Linked DNA regions of Homo sapiens: all the other regions are linked to region 1. The links are chromatin loops, found by intact Hi-C in ENCODE. Cell type or tissue: dorsolateral prefrontal cortex. All regions are shown on one strand.

Evidence for each region. A loop is a pair of places that touch in the nucleus more often than their neighbours do. Peaks named below come from ENCODE experiments on the same cell type or tissue, not always from the same donor. Only the 100,000 strongest peaks of a DNase experiment are listed, where the experiment ranks them.
Region 2: it touches region 1 in a loop (16-fold over the local background); 53 of 110 quality-filtered maps call a loop at or near these places.
Region 3: it touches region 1 in a loop (2.7-fold over the local background); 16 of 110 quality-filtered maps call a loop at or near these places.

What each region holds. Positions count from the first base shown.
Region 1 is chr3:44,334,980-44,342,979 of GRCh38, forward strand. It overlaps TCAIM (T cell activation inhibitor, mitochondrial), which reads left to right and starts at 3,787. Exons shown (of 11, transcript NM_173826.4): 1 at 3,787-3,855. LOC105377055 (a long non-coding RNA gene) reads right to left here and starts at 3,139. Exons shown (of 4, transcript XR_940782.4): 1 at 2,726-3,139. It also overlaps a transcript of TOPAZ1 not described here. RefSeq lists enhancers at 2,800-3,453, 3,138-3,307 and a silencer at 3,448-3,837. In dorsolateral prefrontal cortex, a CTCF peak has its summit at 3,330; DNase peaks (open chromatin) are centred at 3,432 and 3,782; H3K4me3 peaks cover 3,189 bases; H3K27ac peaks cover 3,485 bases.
Region 2 is chr3:44,506,351-44,514,350 of GRCh38, forward strand. ZNF852 (zinc finger protein 852) reads right to left here and starts at 4,267. Exons shown (of 4, transcript NM_001423469.1): 1 at 4,203-4,267. RefSeq lists enhancers at 3,650-4,426, 4,427-5,203, 4,662-4,721 and silencers at 4,032-4,191, 4,202-4,261, 4,392-4,441. In dorsolateral prefrontal cortex, a CTCF peak has its summit at 4,327; DNase peaks (open chromatin) are centred at 4,291 and 4,681; H3K4me3 peaks cover 2,557 bases; H3K27ac peaks cover 2,036 bases.
Region 3 is chr3:44,856,591-44,864,590 of GRCh38, forward strand. TMEM42 (transmembrane protein 42) reads left to right here and starts at 5,322. Exons shown (of 3, transcript NM_144638.3): 1 at 5,322-5,526; 2 at 7,607-7,753. The coding sequence starts at 5,335. It overlaps MIR564 (microRNA 564), which reads left to right and starts at 5,298; the gene lies at 5,298-5,391. It also overlaps a transcript of KIF15 not described here. RefSeq lists an enhancer at 4,782-5,371 and silencers at 5,402-5,451, 5,782-5,831. In dorsolateral prefrontal cortex, CTCF peaks have their summits at 4,921 (motif pointing left) and 5,205; a DNase peak (open chromatin) is centred at 5,251; H3K4me3 peaks cover 2,214 bases; H3K27ac peaks cover 1,665 bases.

The sequences.
Region 1 (8,000 bases):
TAAGTACAACCTCCCCAAGGGGTGAGAGTTGTGATGATTCCCACAACTCCAACAATAAGTCCTAGGGCCCTTTTTCATCTAGAATGGGATTCTAGATTGGAAGTTATGTTTAAGACAGTGATTTGGGCAGGAGCTATTGTACCCAGGGTACAATCATCATAACGAAGAGAATTATCAAGGTGGGATAGGGCCAAAGCTTGAAAAGGATTTAAATAATTAATAGCAGTGCCACAAAACCATAAGAGTTCAGGAGGGGCAGGTAATACATTTTTGAGGCTTCTTGCACTAAGGGCCACCGCTGCTAAGGCTCTTAAGCCATCCCTGGCATACTAGGTCTAAAGTTTTTTTTTAAATATGCTATAGGGGCCAGGCACAGTGGCTCACACCTGTAATGCCAGCACTTTGGGAGGCTGAGGCAGTCAGATCACGAGGTCAGGAGTTTGAGACCAGCCTGGCCAACATGGTGAAACCCTGACTCTACTAAAAATGCAAAAATTAGCTGGGCGCGGTGGTGCACACCTATAATCCCAGATACTTGGGAGGCTGAGGCAGGAGAATCACTTGAGCTTGGGAAGCAGAGGTTGCAGTGATCCAAGGTCATGCCATTGCACTCCAGCCTGAACAATAGAGTGAGACTCCATCTCAAAGAAAAAAAAATGCTATAGGGCACTTAGAGGGCCCCTCAATCTTGGGCTAAGACTCCCAAAGCTATTCCCTTTTGTTCATGTACATAGAAAAAGGCTTAGTCAGATCTGGTAGGGCTGAGGTCAGGGCTGAGATTAAAGCCTATTTTAAAGTGTTTAGAGCATGCTTCATCTCATTAGTCCAGTATAGAGACTGTTCCTGAGTTCCCTTGAGGGCTTCATATAAAGGTTTTGCTATTAACTCAAAGGAAGGAATCCATATTCTGCAAAACCCAGCCTTACCCAAAAATGACTGAAGCTGTTGTTTAGTTACCACAATTGTCACGTTTAAGATCTGTACAAGCACTACAAAGGCTTTTTCACTGGGAATTAAAATAAGACCCCAAAATTGAACCCTTTGTGTGGATATTTGTGCTTTAGAAGGAGATACTTTGTACCCACAATTAGCAAGTTTGTTGAATACTAATACTGTATTTTGGTCTGGAACAGCCTGGTTAGGACTACAGATTAGTAAGTCATCCACATACTGAAGTAGATTGCTATCTGGGAGAAGCTGCAGGGGCTCTTTTGGTGAAGTGTTAATACAGCTAGAAGGTGGGGCCTTAGCTGTAAATTAGCTTGTAATTTTGTAAATCACAACCTAATAGAACAGGGCTAAAAAGGAGTAAAGGAATAGCCTTTCATTTTACAAGGGAATGGCTGTGTGAAACAGCCTCATTGGGGTTTTCCATCAATATCCATGAGGAAAATGGAGGACTGGCACATTGGGCCATAGTAAATGTTTATAAAGCTGAATAACTGTCCCGTGTATCTATGAGTAACATTATCTGTTGTTCAGCCACAATCAGATTTGCCCTGGGATCATCCACAGAGATGGAAAAGACAGGGCCGTGGATGGCTTCAAGGCCCCATCTAGAGGATGGATGACTGACATTTCAGAGGCTTGATCATAATCCAGGAATAGAATTAGAGGTGTTTGCCCTTGCTCTCGCCCTCACCCTCACCCTCGTTCTGCAGGATCCCCTTGTCAGGTAGGTTGGTGAGACTGTGGCTGTCATAGCCTAGAAGGAAGAGGTGGCCCCCCCTTCATGAGGGAGGGACACTCATTCTTCCAATTTGCAGTGAGGACAGGGTCCCAGGGATGGCTTGCAACCTGGAGGTTTGGGACATTCTCAACTTCAGTGTCCTTAAAGGCTGCTTTTAATAAAGTACAAAAGGGAGTTTGTGGGCCTTGCTCTAATTTTTGGAGTTTTTGTCTGATGTCTGGGGAAGCCTGACTTATAAAATGTATGGCCAGAAGGGATTGGCCCTCAGGGCTTTCAGGATCTAAATCTGTATATTTATGCATGGCCTCCATTAGTCTAGCTTGGAAAAGGGAAGGGTCCTTGGTCCTGAGTGATCTCTCATAATTTAGAAAAATTAACAGGTTTTATTTCATTCCTTCCAACAAACATGTTATAATCTTCTCTTCCCCTGTCTCTGTTTGGGCTGGCATTGGCAGCGTGGTATTGCCAATTGGGTTCTGTGTTGGGGACAGCTTCTGCCCTGGCTCTATTATTAGGATTGCCAACATGAGTTTCGTCTGCCCAAACTCGAGCTAAAGACCGTGATTTTTTCTTCGTGGGAACAGCAAATAGTTAATACCACAAATGTGTCTTGCCAGGTTAAATCAAAGGCAATAAAGCCCGAAATTCTTGAATGAACTTAGAGGGATCCTGGCTAAATGAACCCAACTTGGATTGAATTTGCCAAAGTTCAGACAATGGAAAAGGGACATGAACTCAAATTGTTCCCAAATCTCCGTTTGCCACCTTGTGGAGAGGCATAACACTTGGGGGATTTTCTGAGGACTTTGTACTAGTGGCATATGTAACTCCTGTGCAAGTATGTGAGGGTAATAAAGTATCTGGATGGTAGGGGACAGGGGTTGATTGGGGCATGGAGCAGATGGCAAGGGGTGCACAATGAGTTTTGACATGCGTGCATTACGGAGATGCATAGAAATTCTAGTTACTTTTAAATTTGGAGGGAAGAAGTCTGGTACCAGATGCTGGCTTTAGGTAACAGGGAAGTCTAGTTACCTCTAAATTCCTCAGGTAAGGAGTTTCTGCCTAAGGATGGTCGGCTTCATGGCCACCAGGTGATCTTTGCTTTCAATTCTATTGGCTTGATTTCATCTGTGGCAGTTTCTGGGGGGAATCAAAATTATAGGAACAAAATAAAACTAACAGTAAAACTTTCATGCTGACTGGGGAATGCTTAACGTTTAAAAATAGGTGCTGAAGGGTCCAAAGCAAACAACACAAGCCGGAAAAGAAATGTTTAAAAGTTAGCTATATTTATACAAGGAAAACCAAAAGAAATACTTAAATGAGACTTTTAAAATTCGAGGCTCTCCACTGAGACTTGTTCCCTGGCGCCAGCTCCGGGAGTTCCGCAGAGCCTCGCCCCCTGCCAGGGCGCCCGGGGCGAAGGACCGCACGGCGCATGCGCGCCTCCTCCAGCAGTCCCTTTCCCCTTCTTCCCCAAGATCCAGCGCGTGCTCGGTTGCCCTTCTCCGTTCCTTGCAGGCCCTTGGGTCAGGACCCACCACCTGCCGGACCATCATTTTCCGAGTCCCTCCGGCCTAGTCGGAGTGCTCGCTCGCGCCTCCTAAAGCTCTCAGCCGAGCGCGCCGAGACCCCTCAGGGCGGCCGGTAAGAAGGCGGAGGGGCGGGGGCTCAAAGCGCGCGGCGAAGGTGCAGCAGTTACCAGGGTGCTGACGTCAGCTAGAGGCAGGGCACCGCGGAAGGTTGAATCCACGCCCTGGCTGTGCGCAGGCGCCGTAGGGGGAAGGCCTGGCACGCTCCAGCCAACCAGGGCGTCACCTGCAGCTCGTCCCCCTGCCCGGGCTTGCCTCGAGCGCCCTGCCGCCGCCGGAGCGGGGAGGGTGTTGGGGGCAGGTGGAGCCGGGAGGGCCCAGCTGAGAATTCAGGGTTGGGGGCTCAGAGGGCACTGCGGCTAGGAGCCCGTCAAAGCCTGTCGCCCACCGGGGCGAGGGCAGGTGGGAGCGCCTGGCCGTGCGTCGCGCGCTGGTTGGCCAGCTGACGCCCCAGTGCGCATGCGCGTCCGAACAGCCCTGCGGGCGGAGCGACTGTCCTCCCTTCTGGTGTACTGGGTGGGAGGTGGAACTAGTCGGACAAAGCCCTCGCGTCGGACCCTTGCCAGAACTGTAAGGAGCAAGAGGGGAGGGGCTCCGGTGGTGCATTCATGCTCCTCTAGGGGGGAAGCGGGGTCGGAGGGGAGTGCTCAGAGCCACCTTAGCGCAAAGTGCTAACTTTTGAATTGAGGCAGTGCCAGGGGACGCAGTATCCGCATCGCATCTACATTTTAACTCGCTGTGAAATGAGAACGCAAAGACGATTTAGGTTTTATTGTTTCCGACTTATATTTTTCCGAGGTCTTTGATTTACGGGAAATTGTTACGTACTAAATCTCATATAGCGAGATTTAGAAAAGGAAGCTACAGAATCTAGGCTAATGTATCTAATAGCATTTCCTGCTTTTGCTCTTTTTCTTTGCCTTTTTCCCCTACTCTAAGAAGTTCATATTCAACTGAAAAGCCATGAAAATTACCGCTTTTGTCCCTCCTTGATATAACAAACTGCTTTCAGAAACCGTACAAGATAGTCACTAAGGGAAGTCACAGTTCAAATGAGAGTGGCATGATATTAATTTTGTTAAAATAAATTACTTTCAAATAAAAGTTGTGCCAAATGGTCAAAGCTCAATCCTGAGAGCTCTATTTGGCACACACTCGGTGTTAGTTGAAAGTAAGCAAAACAAAACCGTTTTTCGTGTACTCTTCCATAATTTGGATTTTTCACTGATTTAGGTATCTTTCCACCAAATTTGGTTTGAAACTGCACAGATTTAATGCCTCACTTAGAACAGATTTTAGGTAAAATTAGAAATTTTCACTTTATGAAACAGAAACTAATATCACTGTTAAGTAGATTAAAGTAGTCATTTACAATGGTTTGTAAATAAATTTTATCCTTCCCGGTCCTCTGCCCTCTTCCAGGAAAGGCACCATTTCCTTAGAGAAGACCTTCCTGAGCTCTCCCCGCCCCATTCCAAGTGTTGCGTCTGGGAGTTTCTCATATTCTGTGCATGTTTGTATTATTGCATTTACTGCGTTGTTTTATACTTATCTGCTTGTGTCTGTTTTTACACTCCCCCCTCCCTCTAAAAGTCTTTTGAGTATTAGAATTGTCTTAATAATTTTCTAGTCCCAATGCTTTACGCAGGACCTGGCCCATAAGTGGTGATGAATGGGTGAGTTAAAGACTCGGTATGCCTCCCAAGTGTGATAAGACAGTGCAACCTCTTCAGTTATTTTATAGCATTTTCCAAGTGGAAGTATAGTGGGCTAAGTGCAGTATGGACAGGAACCACCTATGTAAGAATTTATCTGAAGACGAGAAGCCTGCGGTTGATGTGGATGTCCCAGACTTTTGGAGCTAGTGTCTGAATGAGAGCACCCAACTCTACTCTGAAGCAATGTGTCTTCAGTCAGCTGATAGTAATTTGATTTTCTGTGTAGCTAGTCCTGAAAGAGGAAGAACATTAGATCTGAATCTTCTAGTTGTCTTAGCAGTTATAATCTCAAAGTAAATTTACAGATTGACATTCCAGTTATCAGGCCTTCTAATTTAGCTTCCCCAAGGCCCACGTATTTCTGTCTTGAAGTGATAAAATTGGGTTCTGTTCTTACAAGGTTGAAGACTAACCCAAGATCTGGGCGTTGTGAAGCGGCAGGCAGCCATGCCTGCCAACCTGCTGGACATTGTCTCTACTTAGAATTTTGGTTTTTTTAATCTGAAAAGTACATAAACCATACAGGAAACAAAGAACTAATTCAAGCAAAAACTTGAAATCCTCCTTTGATTTTTAGCATAAATTGGGTAGCTAAAGATCCAAGTTTGTATTAAATAATTATTTTTAAAGAATTAAAGCTTAAACATTAACAGATGCCCCAGAATCCTCTTTGGTGATAGAATCAGGATTCCCTAATACAGTGGTTCTCAAACCTGAGTGTGCATCAGAATCCCTGACAGTGTGTTAAAACAGATTCCTCCATCCCACCCAGATTCTGATTCTGCAGGACTCGGATGGGACCTGATAATTTGCATTTCTCACGGATGCTGTTGCTGCTTTGAAAACCACTGCCCTAAGAGTTATTTCTTTCTCTCCTTCCTACCCTGTCCCTTTCTTCTTTTCCAAAACTGGATCCTCATCTGTCACTTAGTCGTCAGAGCCCATTCTTGAAGAGCTTACAGGAAATACTCAAAAGACTCATAGTACTCGGTTTTTCATTCTTATTCTTAAACAGAACGAGAAAATATATTTTTAATTTTTTCCAATGATTTGTATAGGAAGTGATCATCTTAGAGCAATAATTTTGTTGAATGGATAGCAGAATTATTAACTGAATATATTTTTATATATATAGGCATTTTCCTCTAGAAATATGAATTGGCTGCCATTGTGGGAGAGAGGAGAATTATTGGAAAAAGGAAAAGTCACATTCCCTCTCATTTCTCCCCTATTGCTCTCTCATTGTTTCTCCATGACCCAGAACACTGTCTTTAAAAAGTCAGTATTAATTCATAAAAAGACAATTCCCACAGCACAATATAACTTTATTATATTCACTTTAGGTTTTTATTTTGAAGAGAGAAATGCTACTTCCATCAAAACTTGTGTTTTTATTGGTTAGCAAGTGCCACCTTTGTCTTCAAATGGTAAAAGTAAACAACTAGCTATTTTTTAATTCTGATGAATTAAAAGTATTTTTCTAGAGAAAAATTTGTGAAATTATTCATCTGTACTTTTTGAATTGTATGTAGCCTTGGCAAAATTGCCTACTACCTTGTGTTTAAGACCTTCAGACATTGACTCCTTATTGTGATAATTCTGAGTTTTTCAACAAAGTTTTTCAAAATTTGTTTTTGAATAAAATGTTGTATTGAACTGCATGTTTGAGCAATATGTTATCTGACATTAGATGGAAAAAAATTATGCCATTTTTTAATACACTCTGACATAATAATAGTTGCAACTGTAATGAATTTTTTATTTACTAAATGTGGCTAAATCCCTTATGCATATTCTACTTAAGCTTCACAAAAGTTCTATGAAAAAGATAGCCCCTACTTTCATAAGTGATGTACCCCTGAAAACACATACACAAAGTCAGATGTGGGATTCCACATCCACAGTGCTTAAACATCATTATTAGGTTCTAAATTAGATTTCACCTTTTAGAAAAGTCTTATTGAATATTTCTAGCATTTTGTCTGTGTCTTTCCACCATTTTATCTTAAATGTGCTGTCCAGATAACTTCAGTGAGCATCAGATACAGACCAAATATCAATATAGATAACGTTTTCTCATTTGTATTTCATTTCGTATTCTTTATTACTAGTATTAGAATTGTAATTTTTCTTTTTTATAAAATAAAGACAAAATTCAATAAAATATTCACTAATTTCATTTACTAAATTGTACTCCTGTCTAGCAGATTAGCATTGTGTTAGCTCAAAGTATTCTCTCAGTTAATGAAAACTTAAGATTCAGAATTAAAAGGCAGTTTGGAGTGGGGACAGAATGTTTATATATATCCACATGTTTCTGCTGTAATGCCATTCTTGCATTCCTGGAAATCCTGACATGCTGCCAAACAATAAGCAAAAGTAACAGTTTGTGGAGAAAAAGCACACACCACTCAAAACTGAACAAAATTTTATAAGAGCCCTAACAAAAACCCTAACCCTAATAAACATGGTAGTAAAATTAAATCTAGTTTAGACCAGTTTCATCAAGATTAACATTCTAATCTAGGAGTAGCTTTATTTATCAATCAAATTTTTTTTTAAAAGACTTGGAAATCTCTAGCTTTTTCGTTTATCCTAGCACATTGCCAGATGGTTTGATGAAGTGGAAAATGTAGCCAGACTTGAACCCACTAAACATCTGCTTCTTAAACCAAAAGAAAGAAATACCAGGAGATTTTTTTTCCTTAAGGTCTTTACATATCACTAAAGCCTTTTTTTTTTTTTTAAATTGTAGAAAGCCTACCTCTGATCACTTCAAATCAGTAATATGTTGGGGGTAAAGTGCATATATAAGTCTTTCCCCTATTGACCAATTGCATATAAGCTGATTCACATTAAATAAACATTTTAAGGCTGGACACAGTGGCTCAGGCTTGTAATCTCAGCACTTTGGGAGGCCGAGGAAGGAGGATCAGCTGAGGTCAGGAGTTCGAGACCAGCCTGGCCAACATGGAGAAACTCCATCTCTACTAAAAA
Region 2 (8,000 bases), 170 kb after region 1:
GATAAATAGAAAACTCTGCCTAAAGACATAACAGATATAAATACATTTTGTATGGGAAAACACTCCTTCAAGATGTCAGTTTTTTCTAAATTAACATGCAAAGTCAACAAAATCCCAGCCAACTACAATGTAATTTTTCATAGAGCTTGATAAGCATACTCTAAAATTCAAATGAATGAGAAAAATAATAGTTAAGAAAACTTTTTAGATGTGGAAAGTTTTGTTCTACCAGACAATAAGGCTTAATATAAAGCTGTAGTACTTGAAACAGCATATATTACTGAAGAAATATAAATATGCAAACTGTAGATAAAAGGAAAAGTACAGAATCCTGACACAGGCTTATACACATATGTAAGTTTTGTTTTTTTGTTTCTATGGAGACGGAGTCTTGCCGTGTTGCCCAGTCTGGAGTGCAGTGGTGCAATCTCTGCTCACTGCAACCTCCGTCTCCTGGATTCAAGTGATTCTCCAGCCTCAGCCTTCCAAGTAGCTGGGATTACAGGCATGCACCACCATGCCCAGCCAATTTTATAAGTTTGATGCATGACAGAGATAGTGTCACCACAGTGTTACCTAAAAAAAAAAAATGAGGTTCATTCACCTGGCGAGTAACAAACGACTGTTTGTGAGAATGCAAGTTTAGATCAATAGGAGTTTTATTACTTGGTGTAAGTAAGGAGGACACTGGGAGTATTTTCCAAAGCAGCATCTCTCCAAGGGAAAGTAATAGGAGAATTTTATGGAGCAATGGAGAGGCGAGAGGCTACATCATCCCATGTATAGGAGGGGTCCCAGTGGTACAGACGCAGTGAGTCATTATGCCAGCACATAAGTCATGTGTTATGGTAATGAAGCTATAGCTACTCCCCGGGTGGAGACTTTAGCATGGTAATGAGAAAAGTTCACTCAGGTTCATCTATAAGTTGCTGGGGTCTGTCAGGAGCTGGGGTTTTTTTTTGTTTTTGTTTTTGTTTTTTTGAGAGAGAGTCTCACTCTGTCGCCCAGGCTGGAGTGCAGTGGCGCAATCTCGGCTCACTGCAAGCTCTGCCTCCCAGGTTCACACTATTCTCCTGCCTCAGCCTCCTGAGTAGCTGAGACTACAGGCGCCTGCCACCACGCCCGGCTAATTTTTTTGTATTTTTAGTAGAGACAGGGTTTCACCGTGTTAGCAAGGATGGTCTCAATCTCCTGACCTTGTGATCCACCCGCCTCAGCCTCCCAAAGTGCTGGGATTACAGGTGTGAGCCACCACGCCCGGCCTGGGGCTGGTTTTAACTAACTAGGTGACTGCAATCCACACAGGGTTTAGGAAGAAACAGGCTGCAGGGCAGAAGGCTGTAAAACTGGCTGACTGCTCAAGTTGATTAAATTCCTATGATCCCTGGAGGCCCTCTCTGTCTACTTATAGCAGCAAGACCTTCTTTTAAAAAGAGCCCCAGAACCTGTAAAATTAACCTGTGCCAGCAGCTGTGCTTGCTTAGAGAGAAAAAGGCTAAATATCAGTAACCACAAAGGAGAACTTAGCTCAGCAGTGCTACCCAGGCCTGAATCCTTGCTTCATTACCATATTAAAATCTCCACCTAGAAGGGAGAAATACACTTGCTAGGCACATATAGTGCTGGGTACAAAAGAAACAATGAGACTGGCCAGGCGCGGTGGCTCACGTCTGTAATCCCAGCACTTTGGGAGGCCAAGGCGGGTGGATCACCTGAGGTCAGGAGTTCAAGACCCTCCTGACCAACATGGAGAAACCCCGTCTCTATTAAAAATACTAAATTAGCCAGGCATGTGGTACATGCCTGTAATCCCAGCTATTTGGGGGGCTGAGACAGGAGAACTGCTTGAACCTGGGAGGCGGAGGTTGCGGTGAGCCAAGATCAAGCCATTGCACTCCAGCCTGGGCAACAAGAGCAAAACTCCATCGCAAAAGAAAAAAAAAGAAAGAAAGAAAGAAAAAAGAATGAGACTGAGCACACTCCAGTTCTTCCCATAGGGCCCCACCTCTTTCCAGGATCTCTGCCCCACTACATGCCCTAAGAGACCTTAAAAATCCCTCTTCACCACACCCAGAGGAGGGTACTTTGAGCATGAGCTTTTCCTTCTCCATTCCTTCATCAACAAATAAAGTTTCTGCACTGCTTAACGAAACTTGGTCTCATTTTATTGGCATGAACACCACCAGGCAGGTAAAGGACCCACTGAAGTCAAACGACTTCCCTTGAGAGTTGGTAACAGTAGCATTACAAGTCAGTGGGAAAAATTAAACTAGTCAATGAATTGTGTTGGGACAATTGGCTAGGCAAATAAAAATAGTAAGTAAAATCACACAAAAAATAAAGAAACTTAAAAAACAAAGCTAAAAGGCTGGGTGCGGTGGCTCACGCCTGTAATCCCAGCTCTTTGGGAGGCCAAGGTGGGTGGATCACAAGGTCAGGAGTTCAAGACCAACCTAACCAAGATGGTGAAATCCCATCTCTACTTTAAAAAAAAAAAAAGCCAGATGTGGTGGCAGGCGCCTGTAATCTCAGATACTCGGGAGGCTGAGGCAGAGAATTGCTTGAACCCAGGAGGCAGAGGCTGCAGTGATCCAAGATTGTGCCACTGCACTCCAGCCTGGGTGACACAGAGTGAGACTCTGTCTCAAAAAAAAAAAAGAAAAAAACCATAAAGACTCTAAGAACCCTGGTGTAACCAAGAATTTCTTAAGACAACAAAATGAAAAGAGTGAATATATTTGAATACATCAATATGAAAAAAATCTCTGTCCAAAAGAAAAGCAAAAGAAAAAAACACCAAACACAAACCACTAATAGATGTGGAAATGTAATAGCCAACAGGAAGGATAGTTTGAAAGTCCACAGTAAAACTAAAAAGACATATTCCTTACGCTACAGGAATTTAACTTGTAAGAATCTGCCCTGAAAAACACTTGCACGGGTATTCAGACATTTACACAGGTATTTACTAAAATATTCTCTGTAATAACATAATACTGGATTTAACCTACTTGTCCATCAATATGGCTAAATAAAAGTAGCATTTTTATAGGATGAAATACCATACAGCACCTAAAAGGAACATACTAGATCCTTATGCATCACCATGACTGTTCCACTATTCACCAGGTGGCCAGGCTGTGCTGCCAAGATTAAAAGGCCATCCAAGGAAGGGATAGCACATGATTTGAGGTCGCTGAGGACAGATACCAACCACATCAGGCCCCAAGAGGTACAGCGTATACTTACAGCAAAAGGAGAAACAGGGAACAAGATCCAGCCTCCTGCAATGCAAAGAGCCCCCACACCCAGCAGATCCACTCCACAGCTATAGGGCTGGTGTGATGCACACACCCCACTTAGTAAGGAAGAAAGATCTCAATCCACCCTCCCCACTCCTATGGGGTGTGAAATACAGAAGGCTGAGAGAATGAATGAAGGCCACTGACTTAAGAGATTAAACACAACAAAGGAGTACACATGAAGCCTGAAACACTGAAAGACACAAGGCATTAAATGCAGCAGCACAGGCTGTGAGGGCTCTAACTCTGCAAGGAAATGTTCCAGGCTCAAGGTCACTCTTACATTCTTAACTTGGCAATGGGCTATTTAAAAAAAAAAAAAAGACATTAAAAACTGTCAATTCTTCTTGTCTCCCAGTTTAGATATTCCTTCTTTCATTAATTTAACAAACACCTTCTAGGAGCACCTACTATTTCCCATACACTAAGGTAACAGCAGTTAATAAAGCAAACAGAAAGCACTGCCCTGGCAAGGGGCTTATGGGAAGATAACCAATAAACAAATACATGCTATGTTAGACGGCGACAGGTGCCAGGAAGTGAAATAAGACAAGAAAAAGGGAGAAGTCTATGCCAGATGTTTTCAATGTCAGGAGACCTGGAGACTAAGATTTCCGGACGGTGGCTACTTTCACTTTTCTTCCACTTATCTAATTGTCTCTAATAAGTACGCTTTATTCGCATAATTGGGTGAAAAGATAAAGCCAGAAGAAACCGGGAATTTTCCAGATTCTCTGCCCCAGACGCCCGGGGGGCGAAGAGGTATGCCCTCGGCGCGGCCGGGCGGGATCCACGGCCAGACCCCCGCCCCGGGTGCAGCCTCCAGGCCCGGCCTCACCTGCCACTCTCGCACGCACAGCCGCCCCCGCTCCGCACCCCGCGCCCCGCCGGGCCGCTCACCGACTCCGCCGCCGAGAGACAATCATCCAAACGCCGCCACCGCAGCCGACCGCCCCGCGCCTACCTCCCAGCTTCCCCAGTTGCGCACGCGCGTCGCCTCCCCGGGCCCTCTGCGGCCTCTCTAGGAAACTGGGAGGGCCAACATCTCTGCTTCTCCCTGGGCCCAGGGCCGCTGGCGGCGGGCGGCGGGCGGCGGGCGGCGGGCGGCGGGCGGCGGGCGGCGGGGCTTGTCCAGCATCCTTCGCCTCCTTCCGCGGACACTTGTCTTCCACGCTCTGATGCCCAGGCGCGCTCCAGAACTCTATCGGCTTTGGCGTATTATCCTACATCCCTCCCATCGGTTCTGCACGGCTGCCCTGGAGGCCTCTTTTCCTTCAGGGAAGAAAGGGATCCAAAGCTAGCGGTGAAAATAGAGCCAGCGGCCTGGCGCGGTGGCTCACGCCTGTAATCCCAGAACTTTGGGAAGCCGAGGTGGGCGGATCACGAGGTCAGGAGATCGGTGGCTAACACGGTGAAACCCCGTGTCTACTAAAAATAAAAAAAAAGTAGCTGGGTGTGGTGGCGCGGCGCCTGTAATCGCAGCTACTTCGGCGGCTGAGGCAGGAGAATCGTTTGAACCTGGGAGGCGGAGGTTGCAGTGAGCCGAGATCGTGCCACTGCACTCCAGCCTGGGAGACAGAGCCAGACTCCGTCTCAAAAAACAAACAAACAAAAAAATAGGGCCAGCACATCCCCAAACATAAAACCCTTGAATGGAGAAATTCCCAAACAAGGCAATAAGCCCAGCACTGGCCGTGAGAGTTTATTATCCCCTTTTAAGTAAATGCTACAAGCCCTAGGCGCACTTTTGCAACTGTTCAAGGGTCATCAGGCTGCACATGACTGACCAAGACACTCAGTTGCCCACTTTGGATGGAGCTACAGCTTTGTGGGAAAAACAGATAATAGAAATTACACAAATACATCAATGTCAAGTGGTTACGAACACTGTTGAAATGTAACAGAGTTATTTAATTGACAGCGACTGATGATAATGCTTGTATTTTTTCTGGTACTTTTCTGTATACTTCCGGTAGCTCATAACACACTGGCTGCCATGCATTGATTTGAGTTGCCCAAGGAAATAGAGTCAGTAACTGGAATAGCCACTGAATCCAAATCTTTTGGTCTTTTCACTACTGTGCTTCATAAAAGCTCTCCCGTCCCACGTCCCTGTAGAGGGAGAGTTGGGGATAGCATGGCTCCTAGCTGAGATCCCAGAAGCTAGGGGTAGAAGGTTGTGGGCAGGATAGTGAGGAGGGCAAGATTCCAAGGAAAACTAAAATCCCTGCCCAGGAACGGTTACCACCTGGGAAAGCAGGAATGACCCAACGCATCAAGGCCCAGAGTGTACTCAAAGAACAACAGGTTAGGATGAGGGTCAAAACTCAGACCAGAAAGAGCATTAGCTGAGCTTGGTGGTGCACGCCTGTAGTCCTAGCTACTGTGGAGGCAGAGGCGGAAGGATCGCTTGGGCCGGGGAGGTCGAGGCTGCAGTGAGCTATGATTGGGGCAGTGTACTCCAGCTTGGGCGACAGAGCGAGACCCAAGGAAGGAAGGGAGGAAGGGAGGGAGGGAAGTGAGAAAGAGAGAAAAGGAATGAAAGAGAGAAGGAAGAAAGAGAGAGAACGAGAAAGAGCAGGCTGCTTCTTGGGCTACAACCTGGAGAGGCTGTGTAACATTATGAGTTGGAGAAGCAGGTACAAAATAGTAAAAACTTCTATAAAGTAGACTAACAGCATGTGGCAGAACAGTGGGTTTTTAAAGGTGGGAACAAGAGAACCAAACAATAGCAAAAATAGATTGATTAACATCAGGTTACTTTTCTTTTAAGGATTAAAGCAGAGGGGGCCTTCCTTATGCTGACTGGGGTTAACTGGGCCCTTTCTGAATGGTTGCTATGAATCTCCTGTTTGCAGGAAAAACTGGTCTGTTAGGGGATTCACATACTTCTATAAAATTTCAGTTTGATTATGTGGCATTTAGCATTAGGAATTCCTTCATTTATTTATTTATTTATTTTGAGACGGAGCCTCCCTCTGTCACCCAGGCTGGAGGGCAGTGGTGTGATCTCGGCTCACTGCAACCTCCGCCTCCCCTCCTGGGTTCAAGTGATTCTCCTGCCTCAGCCACCCAGTAATTGGGACCACAGACACAGGCCACCATCCCCAGCTAATTTTTGCATTTTTAGTAGAGCCAGGATTTGTCATGTCTGCCAGGCTGATCTCGAACTCCTGACCTCAGGTGATCTGCCCACCTCGGCCTCCCACAAGTGCTAGGATTACAGGTGTGAGCCACAGCGCCCAGCCTTATTTATAATTATTTATTTATTTATTTATTTTGAGATGGAGTCTCACTCTGTCACCCAGGCTGTAGTGCAGTGGCGCGATCTTGGCTCACTGCAGCCTCCGCCTCCCGGGTTCAAGCGATTCTCCTGCCTCAGCCTCCTGAGTAGCAGGGATTACAGGCATGTGCCACCATGCCTGGCTAATTTTTGTATTTTTAGTAGAGATGGGGTTTCACCATCTTGACCAGGCTTGTGTTGAACTCCTGACCTCAGGTGATCCGCCTGCCTCTGCCTCCCGAAGTGCTGGGATTACAAGATGAGCCACTGTGCCCGGCTTATTTATTTATTTTTGAGACAAAGTCTGGCTCTATCGCCCAGGCAGGAGTGCAGTGAGTGGTAGGATCTCAGCTCACTGCAACCTCCACCTGCTGGGCTCAGGCCATCATCCCACCTCAGCCTCCTGAGTAGCTGGGACTACAGGCGCACACCACCACACCCGGATAAGTTTTTTTTTTTTTTTTTTGGTAGAGATGGGGTTTTGCCATGTTGCCCAGGCTGGTCTTGAACTCTTGACCTCAGGTGATCCACCTGCCTAGGACTCCCAAAGTGCTGGGATTACAGGAGTGAGCCATGGCGCCCAGCCACTGGTTGTTAATCTTTTAAATATCATCCCTGAGAAGAAAAGAGACCTAGGTAACAGAACTGAAACAGTTCTGTCTGTGAACTGGAAGGAAGTCGTTGAGGAGGTCAATTTCTTTCCCTTCCTGCAGCCCCTCCTCATAGGTAGAAGGAGACAAGGTGGAAAAACAGCTCCTTTAGCCCCTCCCCCAATCACCCAATTAACCCTTTAGTTGCTGGACCATATGAACGATTCAGGATTGGCCTTGCTGTCAGAAAGATGAGGTGGATTGACAAGGTGGGGACAGCTGGTGTCAGAGGGCCATGGGGTTAAGGGCCTCTTTTATTCTCAACAAGCCTATGTCATTGTTCTCTGAGTGGGTTGGAGATGAATGGGTTGCTTGCTAAAAGGAGAGCTGGATGTGTCCTGTGCTTATGATCTCCCACATGGCCTGGCTCTGGTTACCTTAATGTCAAGACCAGCAGAAAATAGTTTGTCTTGTATGGCCTGGCCGCTAGGATGTTAGTGGAGGAAGTGGGTGCAGAGAAGCAGGGAGATACAGAAACCATAGTTGTTCTGTTGGGGTGTTAGAGTGTAACAAGTTGGATGCAGACTTATAAAAGGCAAGATGAAAGCACTAGGGGAGTTGTTAGTAGGAAGATGTGTACCATTGAGTATCCAGTTGACACTTTATGTATAGTCATCAATCAGCGGACGGTGGCAGAGAACAGTTAAATACAGAGTCAGAATGCCTCAACTGTTCCTTCCAAATCAGGAGACAGACTGCAGACAATAGACAGAAATCAAATGGCTGGGTAGTCACAGGGGTGAGGCATCTCCCTGCTGAACACCA
Region 3 (8,000 bases), 520 kb after region 1:
GACTGATGAGACGGAGAAAAACTGGCCATGAGGGACAGAAGTTGGAAGGCTAGGTGCTTCTTTAGCTACCTTATCAGCATAAGCATTGCCCTGAGCGATAGGATCTGATGCCTTTTGGTGGCCCTTGCAGTGTATGACTCCAGCTTCCTTTGGAAGTAAAGCGGCCTTGAGAAGAGTTTTTATTAAGGAGGCCTTAATGATGGAGGACCCTTGCGTAGTGAGGAAACCTCTTTCTGCCCATATAACAGCATGGTGGTGCAGGATATGGAAGGCATAGAGTCAGTATAAATACTGACACGTAGTCCTTTTGCAAGAGTGAGGGCCTGAGTTAAGGCAGTGAGTTCGGCTTGCTGAGAGGTAGTGGAGGAGGGCAGAGCGGTAGCCTCAATGATAGATGTGGAAGATACTACAGCATAGCCTGTTTTGCTGGTGAGTGGCAATTAGGCCTGGTGGAACTGCCATCAGTAAACCAAGTGTGATCAGGATGAGGAACAGGAAAGAAGGAAATATAGGGAAATGGAGTGAATGTCAGGTGGATCAGAGAGATACAGTCATGGGGGTCTAGTTTGGTATCCAGAATAATGTGGGAGGCCGGACTGAAGTCCGGGCCAGAAAAATGGTAACTGTGGGAGACTCAACAAAGAGTGAGGATAGCTGAAGGAGTCGGGAAGCAGAAAGTATATGCATCAAGTGGGAGGAAGAAAATAGATTTTGGAAATTATGAGAACTGTAGAAAGTGAGTTGAGCATAGTTTGTGATTTTTAGGGCCTCTAAAAGTATTAGGGCAGCAGCAGCCGCTGCACGGAGACATAATGGCCAGCCTAAAACAGTAAGGTCAAGTTGTTTGGACAAAAAGGCTATGGGGCGCGGTCCTGGTCCTTGTGTAAGAATTCCGACTGCACAGCCCTGCACTTTGGCTGTGTGTAATGAAAAGGGTTGGGATGAGTCACAGAGAGCTAGTGCAGGAGCAGTCTCTAAAGCTGTCTTCAAGGAACGGAAAGAGGAGTGGGGAAAAGATTTAGGATCTATAGGGTCGGCTAGATTTCCTTTTGTGAGTTTATTTAACGGTTTTGTTAGGATGGCAAAACCAGGTATCCAAAGTCGAAAGTATCCAACCATGTCCAGGAAGGAAAGGAGTTGTTGTTTTGTAGAAGGGGTTGGGGTTTGAGAGATCAGTCAGACATGATCGGCAGAGAGAGCACGTATGTTTTTATGAAGAATTATGCCGAGGTAGGTAACGGATGGAGAAGAAATTGAGCTTTGGAGGGGGATACCCAATATCCCTTGGAGAATAAATGTTGAAGGAGCAGGAGGGTGTCCTGTTGAGAAGATTCAAAGGAGGGGCTACAAAGTAGAAGGTCATCAATATATTGAATAAGGTGAGAAGCAGAAGGGTGGAAAGAAAGTAAATCAAGAGAAAGAGCTTGGCTGAAGTAATGAGTGCTGTCCCTGAAGCCTTGCGGCAGTACAGCCCAGGTAAGCTGCTGGGACTGATGGGTGTCAGGGTCAGTCCAGGTAAAAGCAGAGGCTGGGACGAGGGGTGTAGGGGAATAGTGAAAAAAGCATCTTTAAGATCAAGAATGGAATAGTGAGTTGTGGAGGAAGGTATTGAGGACTAAAGAGTGTACAGGTTGGGCACTACAGGGTGGATAGGCAAAATAATTTGGTTGATAAGGCGCAGATCCTGAACTAACCTGTAAGACTTGTCCGGTTTTTGAATAGGTAAAATGGGAGAATTGTAAGGAGAGTTTATAGGTTTTAGAAGCCCATGCTGTAGCAGGCGAGTGATAACAGGCTTTAATCCCCTTAAAGCCTGTTGTGGGATGGGATACTGGCATTGAGCAGGGTAAGGGTGATTAGGTTTTAATGGGATAGTAATGCGCGTGTGATGGGTTGCCAGGGAGGGAGTGGAGGTGTCCCATACTTGTGGGTTAAGGTGGGGGGGATACGAGAGGAAGACACAAAGGAGGCTTTCGGTTGGGAAGAAGGGTGGCAATGAGATGTGGCTGTAGTCCAGGAATAATCAGGGAAGCAGATAATTTGGTTAAATATTTCAGCCTAATAAGGGAACTGGGCAAGTGGGGATAACTAAAAAGGAGTGCATTAAAGAACGTTGTCCAAGTTGGCACCAGAGTTGGGGAGTTTTAAGAGGTTTAGAAGCCTAGCCGTCAATACCCACAACAGTTATGGAGGCAAGGGAAACAGGCCCTTGAAAAGAAGATAATGTGGAGTTGGTAGCCTCTGTATTGATTAAGAAGGGGATGGACTTATCCTCCACTGTAAAAGTTACCCGAAGCTCGGTGTCCGTGACGGTCCAGGGGGCCTCCAAGGCGATCGGGCAGCATCAGTCTTCAGCTGCTAAGCTGAGAAGATATGGGAAGGAGTCAGTCAGAGAGCCCCGGGCCAGAGTTCCAGGGGCTCTGGGAGTGGCTGCAGGGCAAGCTGGACAGTCTGATTTCCAGTGGGGTCCCGCACAGTTGGGACACGGCTTAGGAGGAATCCCAGGGCTGTGGGCATTTCTTGGCCCAGTGGCCAGATTTATGGCACTTTAAGCAAGCTCCTGTGGGAGGCGGTCCTGGAGGAAAGCCTGGCCACTGCGGTTCAGACGTTTTGAAGTTCTTGTGTGCTGGAGATGTGGCTGGGGTTTCTCTCACAGTGGAGGCAACTAATTGCAACTCAGAAAAACATTGCTACTTGGCTGCCTTTACTCTATTATTGTACACCTTGAAGGCGAGGTTAATTAGGTCCTGTTGTGGGTTTTGAGGGCTGGAATCTAATTTTTGGAGCTGGCGGCTTGGGTGCGGTGGCTCATGTCCGTAATCCCAGCACTTTGGGAGGCCAAGGTGGGTGGATCACTTGGGCCCAGGGGTTCAAGACCAGCCTGGGCCACATGTCAAAATCCTGTCTATACAAAAAATACAAAAATTAGCCAGGCATGATGCACCCATAGTCCCTGCTACTCAGGAAGCTGAAGTGGGAGAATCACTTGAGCCCAGCAGGTTGAGGCTGCAGTGAGCTATGATCCACCACTGTACTCCAGCCTGGCAGACAGAGCAGGACCCTGTCTCAAAAAATACATATATATATAATCTGGGCTTGATGGTACCTGCCTGTAGTCTTAGTTACTCAGGAGGCTGAGCTGAGAGGATGGCTTCAGCCTGGGAGCTCAAGGCTGAAGTGAGCCATGATTACACCATTGCACTCTAGCCTGGGTGACAGAGAGACTCTGTCTCCCTCTAAAAACAAACAAAATTCAGTCTAGCTCTAGACCTAATGAGAATCTTCATCTTAGCAAGATCCCTAGGTGATGTGTGTACACAGGAGTTTCTTAGAGGCAGAAATCACTTCCCAGCAGTGTCTGAGGATGGCATCACTTCAGCCATCATCACCAGGGCTGGGGACCTGGAGATTAACAACGATGTAGTCCCTGCCCTCAAGGAGCTTGCAGGCTAGCAGAGAAACAGACAACCAGAGGAACAACCACAGGACTGGTACAAAGGTAGGGGAGTAGCAGAGACGGCTTTACAGAGGAGGTGGCTCTGAGATGCTTAACCTTTAGTGCTAGTAGAGGCATCGTTTGTTCTAAGAAAATTTGCTTTACATTCTTTAAAGCATGCAGAGTTGATCAATGCAACACCTCTTGATTTCCTGATAAGAGCTTTCAGAGGGTATCATCTTTGAGCAGCTCCTTACTCAATGGAGTGGTGCAGTGAGACCTCTGAGCCTCAATTTCCTCATCTGCAAAATGGGACAGTTTGTACCATATTGGCGTTACTGAAATTATCCGTGTTTTTTTTTGAGACAGAGCCTTACTCTGTCACCCAGGCTGGAGGGCAGTGGTGCAATTTCGGCTCACTGCAACCTCTGCCTCCTGGGTTCAAACAATTCTCTGCCTCAGCTTCCCAAGTAGCTGGGAATACAGGTGCCCGCCACCACACCCAGCTAATTTTTTTTGTATTTTTAGTAGAGATGGAGTTTCACCATCTTGACCAATCTGGTCTTGAACTCCTGACCTCGTAATCCACCCACCTTTGGCCTCCCAAAGTGCTGGGATTACAGGCGTGAGCCACCGTGCCTGGCCTTATCCGTGCTTTTATTTGAGCCACAAAACCACCCTGTGAGAGAAGCAGCATGGTGTGGAAGGACTTCCATAAAAACTTGCTAAACAGAAGATACAAAAAGAATGCTGCTAAACAGTATGTTCAACTGTGAAATCATTTTTGTTTAAAAAATGCATATACATATTCTATAATTTTTTTAACATTTTAACTATATATAACTAAATAGACATATAGAAAAATGCTCTATTAACACTGATTTTCCTGGAGAGTGGAAATAGCACTTTATACATTTCAACACTTTATTTTCAAGGACGTGTACTTTTTAAATGGGAACATTTTATTTTTATTTTTATTTTTTGAGACGGAGTTCACTCTTGTTGGCCAGGCTGGAGTGCAATGGCATGATCTCAGCTCACCACAACCTTCACCTCCCAGGTTCAAGCGCTTCTCCTGCCTCGGCCTCCCGAGTAGCTGGGATTACAGGCATGCACCACCACGCCCGGCTAATTTTGTATTTTTAGTAGAGACGGGGTTTCTCTATGTTGGTCAGGCTGGTCTCGAACTCCCGACCTCAGGTGATCCACCCGCCTCGGCCTCCCAAAGTGCTGGGATTACAGGCATGAGCCACCACGCCCAGCCGGAAACATTCTAAACATACGTAAGTATAACAGGAGATTAGAAGTCATGTTGATTCTGCGTGGCTTGATTATGGATCATTGTCTTCCTCTCATCGCAGATCCTCATTTTTTCGGTTTTCTGTGATGCGCTTGTCCCCATATGGGGCTCTGGCGTCTTTCTGGGTCTGGAGGTCCCCAGCGCCCTCTGCCGAGGCATCTCTTGGTCCGGCGGTCCTCAGGCTGGAGGGTGGAGCGGAGAAGCCTGGTCGACGTGGATGGACTCGGTGGGCCGGCGCGGGGCCCGTTAGGCATCTTTAATAAGTTTCACCGGGAGCCGGGTGGCCGGGATGGAGACGGCTAAGCCGCGAGAAGTTTACCTTCTACCACAGCGTCCACAGTACCCGGCTTGGCCTCAGGCCTCGGGTCCCGACGTCCTCCCCAGAGCACAAACCTACTACAGGTTAGGCCGGAGGCCGCCACAGCCCAGGGTCTCTGCCACCTGGCCCGCCCCCTCCGAGGCGCCGGAGAGCGATTCCCAAGGGGCCTGCCGGAGCGTGGCGTCACAGGAGCGTCGCGTCACGTGAGGCTGCCATCCAATCGCGGCGCGCGCTCTGCCCTGCGGGCAGCGGGTGCCAGGCACGGTGTCAGCAGGCAACATGGCCGAGAGGCCGGGGCCTCCGGGCGGCGCCGTGTCCGCGACCGCGTACCCTGACACCCCCGCGGAATTCCCTCCGCACCTCCAGGCGGGTGCGATGCGGCGCCGCTTTTGGGGCGTATTCAACTGTCTGTGCGCCGGCGCGTTCGGGGCCCTGGCCGCCGCCTCCGCCAAGCTGGCCTTCGGCAGCGAGGTCGAGCCCGGGGCGCTGTTGGTGCTGCTGCTGCGGGCGGGCGGGCGGGGCGCCGCTGGGCGGAGGAGGGGCGCTGCGGGGCCCGCGGGGCTCTTGGGGTGGGGCGGGGGTGGGCGCAGGGCGCCGCCGCACCCTCGCCGGTCTGTCCCGCCGGGGCCCCGGGCCGCGGGCGGCGCTGCGGTCAGCTGGGGTGGCAGAGAGTGTTTCGCCTCTAATCACGCCAAACCCTCGTCCAGTGTAGGTGGTAAGAGACGTCGGGGACTGAGGCCTCTTCCCTTACCAGGGACCTAAAACCTTTTCTCCGGTTGGGCTAGTTCGCTCTCGGGGAAGAACTACACCTCCTACATCCACCCTCTACCTCTCATTTTAAGTCCCTTGTGCCTGAGCATTTCTCTCCACGTGACTCTTAAGGTGAGAAGCCTCTTGCCCATCCCTTTACTCCGTAATTAACGGGTGTTGTGACCAGATGACCAGTCTGCCCCACTACCAGGAAAATTGGGAGTTTGGGATACTGTAGGCATAAGAGGATACTGACAGAGACGTTCTGGATGTTTTCCTGACGCTGAGAACTCCTAAACTTGCATCCTGGCGTCTGCTAAGGTGTATCTCTGCCTCTCCCTCCCACGTCGTAGACCAGCCTCTGCTTGCTATAGGGGTTTCATTGCGTCTGCAGCCCAAGGTTAGCCTCTGACCTGGACAGTGGTCACTGATTATTTAGGGTTAAGCCTATTTAGGGCTAATCCAGTAGTAGCTGCCATGCTTCAGGTTAGTATCCCATTGGGTGTAGTTCATGGGGTAAGTGGTCGAAAGTAAAATGAATAACTTTGTATGGGCCGTGAAGTTTGTTGTCAGGAACTAGACCTTCATAACCCTTTAAGCAGGTTGCCACTGGCCCATATGCTGCTTTGTGTAAGACAAGGTTGTCCAACTCGCGGCCCAACGCAAATTTGCAAATTTAAAACATGAATTTTTTTGCGATTTATTATTTTTTTTTTAGCTCATCATATATCATTAGTGTTAGTGTATTATATGTGTGACCCAAGACAGTTCTTCCAGTGTGGCCCAGGGAAGCCAAAAAATTGAACACCCTGGTGTAAGTTATAAGCAAGCACCTTTTTCTCAAGACACTATGTGTTCAGCTGCTGAGAAACCATTACAAGTAATAAGTATATTTAGATTCCGCACCCCCCCCCCCCGCCGCCTTGTCTCCAGGCAGGTTTCTAACTCACCACCAAGCAAGGGGGACTGCATATCCTTTGTGTAGGAGGCTTCTAAAGATCTTCTCTTCTCTTGAGACTTTCTCCTTTAAAAAAAAAGAAAGAAAATACCTGCAAGTTCTCCAAGGGATGTCTGGGATCACTAAATAGTCTGAGGTGGTGTTTCCCTCAGGCAAGGCTGTGCCCTAGTTAAGAGCATGGAGGTACACTGCCTGCTTGTGAAGCCTGGTGGCTCTCACCGCTGTAGCACTTTAGGAAGGTTACTTAATGCCCCTGGCTCTTTATCTGTAAAATGAAGTTAAGGAATAAATGAGAATGCTTAAACACAGCCCAGGACCTAACACAGAGTAAAAGCTCAAGAATACCCAGAGGGGGTCAGCCTTAGTGGGCTGTAACTTGTATAGGATTTGGGGGTGGGAATACAGAGCAGACATTGCTAATTCATGCTTTGCCTGATCTCAAGAAATAAGAACTCTACCCTAGGCTTACTACCTACGGAGTAAGAACTACTTGGCCCTCTGGGACTGATCTTCAAGCACTGGTCATTGTGGGACCAATAAGGGGCCGGTGTTCAGTAGAAAATACTGGCTTTGGATTAGCATTTTGCTTCTTCCCAAGATCATATGGCCAGCAAGGTGGCCAAATGAGTATCTTCTCTGAATTTGCTTTATTTGTAAGATGGGTCTGCTGCCCACTGAGGGTTAAGTGAAGCCCTGTGCAGGAAAGCTCTGAGGCCCTCTGAGCTGTAGTGGGAGCTCAGTAGGAGCCTGGGTGCCAGCAACCACAGTCCTGGGTGTGCTTTGAGGGGGTCTGCAGGTTGCTGCCCAGGGTGGACGTGGCTGCAGTGACACTTTCTCCTGCAGGTGAGCATGGGTTTATGCGTCTTAGGCATTATTGTGATGGCGAGCACCAATTCTCTGATGTGGACCTTCTTTAGCCGGGGCCTCAGTTTCTCCATGTCTTCAGCCATTGCATCTGTCACAGTGACTTTTTCAAATATCCTCAGCTCGGTGAGTAGCCTGAGGGTGTGGTGCTCTTGTCCTAAATCTGGGTTCTGGGTGAGTTGTCTTTGGATAACCCCTCCTTTCCCAGACAGGAGAAAGGACAGGAACTGAAGCAGAGGTTGGGCTGTGGCTTGACCCCTGGATGAGTGCTCTATTCATGGAGCAAATGTAATTCTAATCATGGAAGAATTCTTAAGTTAGATATGAGTGAAGCCTGACAGTAAAAAGCCTACTTGCTTGCTGTTCCTCCAGG